Linked DNA regions of Homo sapiens: region 1 is linked to region 2. The links are chromatin contacts, found by Hi-C or POLR2A ChIA-PET in ENCODE. All regions are on one chromosome and are shown on one strand. The core of a region is the stretch at or near the end of the contact, and the rest is flanking DNA. Distances in the headings are between cores, read along the strand shown.

Evidence for each region. Hi-C counts contacts between places; a loop is a spot of excess contacts on that map. ChIA-PET counts read pairs that join two places held with the same protein, here RNA polymerase II (POLR2A). Pooled maps may share reads with other maps.
Region 1: POLR2A ChIA-PET joins it to region 2 with 13 read pairs in activated naive CD4-positive, alpha-beta T cell. The contact joins two enhancer-like sites. A Hi-C loop is called at or near these places in 4 of 50 pooled maps. POLR2A ChIA-PET finds 5 or more read pairs at or near these places in 2 of 52 experiments (activated naive CD4-positive, alpha-beta T cell and naive thymus-derived CD8-positive, alpha-beta T cell).

Annotation. Positions count from the first base shown.
Region 1 is chr4:1,614,944-1,617,643 of GRCh38, reverse strand. It overlaps a transcript of FAM53A not described here. Among named protein-coding and RNA genes, the nearest start is that of FAM53A, 68 kb to the left of the region's middle. RefSeq lists an enhancer at 2,287-2,700. Within about 2 kb of position 1,268, at least 6 of the 41 ENCODE cell types and tissues checked have a DNase peak (open chromatin) inside an H3K27ac peak, as active enhancers do.
Region 2 is chr4:1,292,423-1,295,122 of GRCh38, reverse strand. The region is part of intron 1 of MAEA (macrophage erythroblast attacher, E3 ubiquitin ligase); the gene reads right to left. Among named protein-coding and RNA genes, the nearest start is that of MAEA, 3.9 kb to the right of the region's middle. RefSeq lists an enhancer at 1-305. Within about 2 kb of position 1,387, at least 5 of the 41 ENCODE cell types and tissues checked have a DNase peak (open chromatin) inside an H3K27ac peak, as active enhancers do.

The DNA of each region.
Region 1 (2,700 bases), core at 19-2,518, 320 kb before region 2:
AGAAACCTTGGAACATCAGGAAGGAAGAAAGAGCGCAGTAGGCAGAATTATGAGTGAACATAATAGGTTTCCTTCTCCTCTTGAGTTTCCTAAATTATGTGTGATGGTTGAAGAAAAAAATTAGAATACCGACTGATGTGATTCTTGATAAATGTAAAGGAAATGTTTATGATATGTTATAGGTGGGGAACTAAATGGACACCAGGGAGGGAAGGCTTCAGCACTTCCCTGAAGCTGGTAAAATGTCAACACCGGCAAACTGTCATGAGCCACGTATAAGTAATAACCTAGAACAGCAACTAAAAAAGTGGATGAAGAGATGTACTCAGAAACACCATAAATAGCTCAACAGATAAATAACTCAACACATGATCCCAAAGTCATGAAGATACTCTCCTGTTTGCTAAAGTTAAGTTAAAATGGAGACTGAGCAGACAAAACATGCAGGCCTCATGAGTGTTGTCAACCTTGCTTGATTTGTAAATATAAATGAAACTTTTTTTTAAAATTTCAAGATGGAGTCTCCCTCTGTTGCCTGGAGTGCAGTGGTGCTATCTCAGCTCACTGCAACCTCCGCCCTCTGGGTTCAAGTGATTCTCCTGCCTCAGCCTCCTTAGTAGTTGGGACAACAGACACGTACCACCGTGCCTGGCTAATTTTTGTATTTTTTGTGGAGATGGTGTTTCACCCTGTTGGCCCAGCTGGTCTTGAACTCCTGATTTCAAGTGATCCACCTGCTTCGGCCTCCCAGAGTGCCGGGATTGCAGGCATGAGCCACGGTGCCCAGCCCATAAGTGAAACTTAATTTGAGCCTATATTAAAGAAAAACAGAGCTGAAGCTCAGCCAGCCAAAGCAGCCAAGAAACTTACATAACTAAGGCTTCTCCGCGGGACAGACCGAAGCAGGCAACAGTGTGACTGTCACCAATCCAAGCTTTTCTTTGGTTTACTTCTGCATCCTTCTTATCAAAGCCTTCACCCTGCATTCCCTCAACCACTTCTGGTTTGCAGCTGCTCAATTCAAGAATGTATTTGCTCAAATAAACTATTTTGCCTTTTAAACATGTGTTTTCCTAGAATAGTCACAGTTTTAGTTTTGTTGTTGTTGTTGTTTTGAGACGTGAGACGGAGTCTCGCTGTGACACCCAGGCTGGAGTGCAGTGAGATGGAGTCTCACTGTGACACCCGGGCTGGAGTGCAGTGGCGCAATCATGGCTCGGCTCCCGTGTCATCCAGCCTGCTGGGCGCCAACTTGCTTGGCCCCTCTTGATGGCCCTTGGGCTCAGTAGGGAGGGGTGGGACCTCCCCGCTTCCAACCTTGGCCGTGGGGACCTGCGTGCCTGGCTGAGTGAGCCGCTCCTGGGCTCCTGGCACTGTCTTCATCAGCAGTGCTGATGTGTCCTGTGACTTGCTTTATTTTGGGTTTGTTTCATTTTGTGGTTTTATTTTGTGTTTGATTTTGCATCTCATGTCGCTCCGCAGTCTCACATGCTTCCTCTCCTGGCTGTGCCCACCCCTTCGTCTTGCCGGTGTCTTGATTTCCTGCACCAGAACCTGCTTACTGCATCCAACATCCCCCATCCTTCCTTCCTGGAATCCCAGAATCTCTCACACAGTGGCTGGCCCAGCACCCAGGGGTGATGACAGGCAGGAGGCCCCTTGAGCTGTGGCAGGTTGGTCTCTGTTGAAACAGCCAAACGGATGTCTCTGAAACATCGCCATCCACAGCCTTGCCCATCCCTGCCCAGCCCCTGCCCTAACGTCGCTGCTCTGTCTTTGCTGCATGGCGGCTTTGGAGAAAAGTGCATGGTCCTTCATCTGTGGATGCAGCCAATCCCTTGTTCGGATTCTGCATTTGCACATTTGCCTCCTTGATAAAGTGGCAACCCCCAAATCAGTACTTGTGGTGCTTTTGTGGTCATTCTTGGACATGTGAGGAGCAGCAAACAATTCGGGCCATCCCCTGTGTGCGCCCAGGTGGGATGGGCGTGGCTGCATCCTGTCTTCCATGTGTGCCCAGGTGGGATGGGCGTGGCCACATCCTGTCTTCCGTGCGTGCCCAGGTGAGGTGGGCGTGGCCGCATCCTGTCTTCCATGTGTGCCCAGGTGGGATGGGCGTGGCCACATCCTGTCTTCCGTGCGTGCCCAGGTGAGGTGGGCGTGGCTGCATCCTGTCTTCCATGTGTGCCCACGTAGGGTGGGTGTGGCCGCATCCTGTCTTCCATGTGTGCCCAGGTGGGGTGGATGTGGCCGCATCCTGTCTTCCGTGTGTGTGCCCAGGTGGGGTGGGCGTGGCCGCATCCTGTCTTCAGTGTGCGCCCAGGTGGGGTGGGTGTGGCCGCATCCTGTCTTCCGTGTGGGCCCAGGTAGGGTGGGCGTGGCCACATCCTGTCTTCCATGTGTGCCCAGGCGGGATGGGCATGGCCGCATCCTGTTTTCCGTGTGTGTGCCCAAGTAGGGTGGGCGTAGCCGCATCCTGTCTTCCGTGTGTACCCAGGTGGGGTGGGCGTGGCTGCATCCTGCCTCCCTTGTGTCCCCAGGTGAGGTGGGCGTGGTCGTGTCCTGCCTTCTGTGTGCCCAGGTGGGGTGGGCGTGGCCGCATCCTGCCTTCTGTCTCTGCTCATCTGTAAATGTCCTTTTTTGTGGTTTGCGTGTGCCATGTTTTTGCTCTCGTGTCCCTTTGGTGATTTTGCTGTTTAA
Region 2 (2,700 bases), core at 138-2,637:
GTCTTCATTCTGGTGCCAATGTGTCTCCTTGGGCTTGCTTCCCATTCTGCTGACCCCTGTACCCACAGACCGAGTCACTGCCCAGCACCCAGTCTCACTGTGAGACCCTCCCTGCACAGCTCTGGGACACCCCCAGCCACATCACCCCAATGGTGCTGTGTGCCTGTGTGCCTACTGGGGTGAGAGCCGGCCAGGACTTCAACACGGTCCACAGAGCCTCACCCCAAAACTTAGCTCCGCCAACCAGCTCACAATATCGCATTCACTGGAGGAAGCTCATCCCCACCCCCGCCCCTGCCCCTGCCCCTGCCCCCGGCCCCACCCCCGTCCCCTGCCACTGTCCAACATCACCTCAACCTCATCAGCGTCTTTAAAGGATCTGAGATGTCTGTGTGTGCTTGTGCTGATGCCTCCCTCCCACCGGAGCGTAGACAGGGGCCTCACTTGTCTCCCCATCATGCTAGCCCAGGGCCTGACTGTGCAGGGCCTGACCGTACCTGGCCGATGGAGGCTCTCAGACCACTGCTGCGGAGGGGGGTATGGGAGAAGCTAAGTGCACCTGCAGCCCTGCTCTGCAGCCCGGCGGCGGTGCCTTGCTTAGGTCCCAGGGCCGCTCCAGGCCTCACGTCAGTACTGCCTCCAACCTAGCCCAGCCATTACGGTGAATCAGGCATTAAAAAGCACTTTCTTGACTTGAAATGTGTTAAAAAAATAATACTTAAAAAAACAAAAACAAAACCAACCCCCCAGCTAGCAGTGAATTCAAGTCTACATCCTTATCTCAGCCTTGCCCAACCAGCTGGAAAGGCCCAGGCCTGGGAGGGAAGACCTGTGCCAGCGCGGAGGCCGCGGAAGCCAGCCCAGGGCCAAACCACCAGCAAACGGTGGGAGAGGCGAGGGGAGTGGAGCTGGGAGCCACAAAGGGCAGACCATGGCTCTTCTGGGCAGAAGGAATTTCCACTGTGCTCTAGAGACCGGGCGGATTCTGGAGGGCTGTGACGTTACTGCAGATAAAGTACATCGAAAAAGCCGGCCACAGAAGAGGTGGAGACCCGGCCTAAGACTCCTCAGACACGGCATCACCAGGGTCCAACCCAATGTGTGTGTCAGTAAGTCAAACGCTTCGTGGTTGCCTGTGTTTCTCACACTCGAGAACACATGATCCTCCCAAATCCAGCCAAGATGGAGTGAAGAAAACTACAAAAGGCGCAGGAGCAGTTACAACTTCAGCACACAGCTGGCACCCGAACTCCCTACCACAGGCACAGACCCAGGCTGTGAGGCATCAGGGCCATGCCTGGGCAACCAGACTGTCATCAAACCAAAGGCAGAACATGCAAATCTTCCTGTAGAGAATTCAGACACCTGAGAATGCAACCACAAGCCCGGTGTTTCTCAGCCTGTCCTCTGGGGAGAGGACAGCATCACCACCTTGGGTGTGAGAGGACTCACTGGAGCTGGGAACCCTTGCTGGGGCTCCAGGAGAGGAGAGGTGGGCCCAGGTGGGGTTCACAGAGAGGAGCCAGGTCCAGACCAGGGTCTCCAGGTGATGAACACCACTTCCCGCCCTGGGCTGTGCAGACACCCATGTGAAATTCTCTAAACTATTATTTTTCTTCGGCTATCTGAAGGGAAATAGTAGGAGTAAATACACCAAAATGTTAATGAAGTTCTCTCTGTGCAGCAGGGTAACTTGAAGAAAAAACAAATTACTTTTATTTATTTATTATTTGAGACAGGGTCTCACTCTGTCACCCAGGCTGGAGGGCAGTGGTGCAATCTCGGTTCACCACAGCCTGGATCTCCTGGCTCAAGTGATCCTCTCGCCTCAGCCTCCCAATTAGCTGGGACTACAGGCGCACACCACCGCACCCAACTCATCAAATTACTTTTATAATCAGAAAAAAAAAAACCTTTTACAAAATAATGAAAGCAAGGGCTTCCAATTCAAGATGGTGAACTATGCATGTTGAATTGAAAGATGGTGAATTCCTGAGGTCAGGAGTTCAAGACCAGCTGGACAACATGGAGAAACCACGTCTCTACTAAAAAATACAAAAAATTAGCTGGGCATGGTGGCGGGTGCCTGTAATCTCAGCTACTCGGGAGGCTGAGGTAGGAGAATTGCTTGAATCTGGGAGGCAGAGGTTGCAGTGAGCTGAGATTGTGCCACCGCGCTCCAGCCTGGGCAACAGAGTGAGACTCCGTCTCAAAAAAGAAAAAAAAAAAAAAAAAAGATGGTGAGTTATTCATCTTTCCCCTCCCCCACAAGGCATTACCCACCACCCTACACCGGACGGCGTTCACAGCATTTGACAGCAAAAAGACACAGCCACAGCCAGGACGCAAGGCTGAGTCCTCATGAGCCACACCTCCGTTTGGTAAGAGGAAGAAACAAGTCCCTTAAAGCAGGATCCAGCCCAGCAATTCTCAGGGGTGTGTGCATGCCCCCAGGGCACATCTAGCAATGTCTGAAGACATTTTGGGGGCATGCTCTTGGCATCTGGCAGGCAGACACCAGGGATGCTGCTAGACATCCTAGACTGCACAGCCCCCACCACCGACAAAGGCTCCTCCAGCCCAAACGTTCGCAGGCCGGTCCACCCCTTTGGTGGAAATAGAAGCTCATGACGACAGAGGTGCCCAAGGTCAGTGCGTGTTGGCTGCAGCAATTCACGTCTGTTCCATTCTCTTCCCACT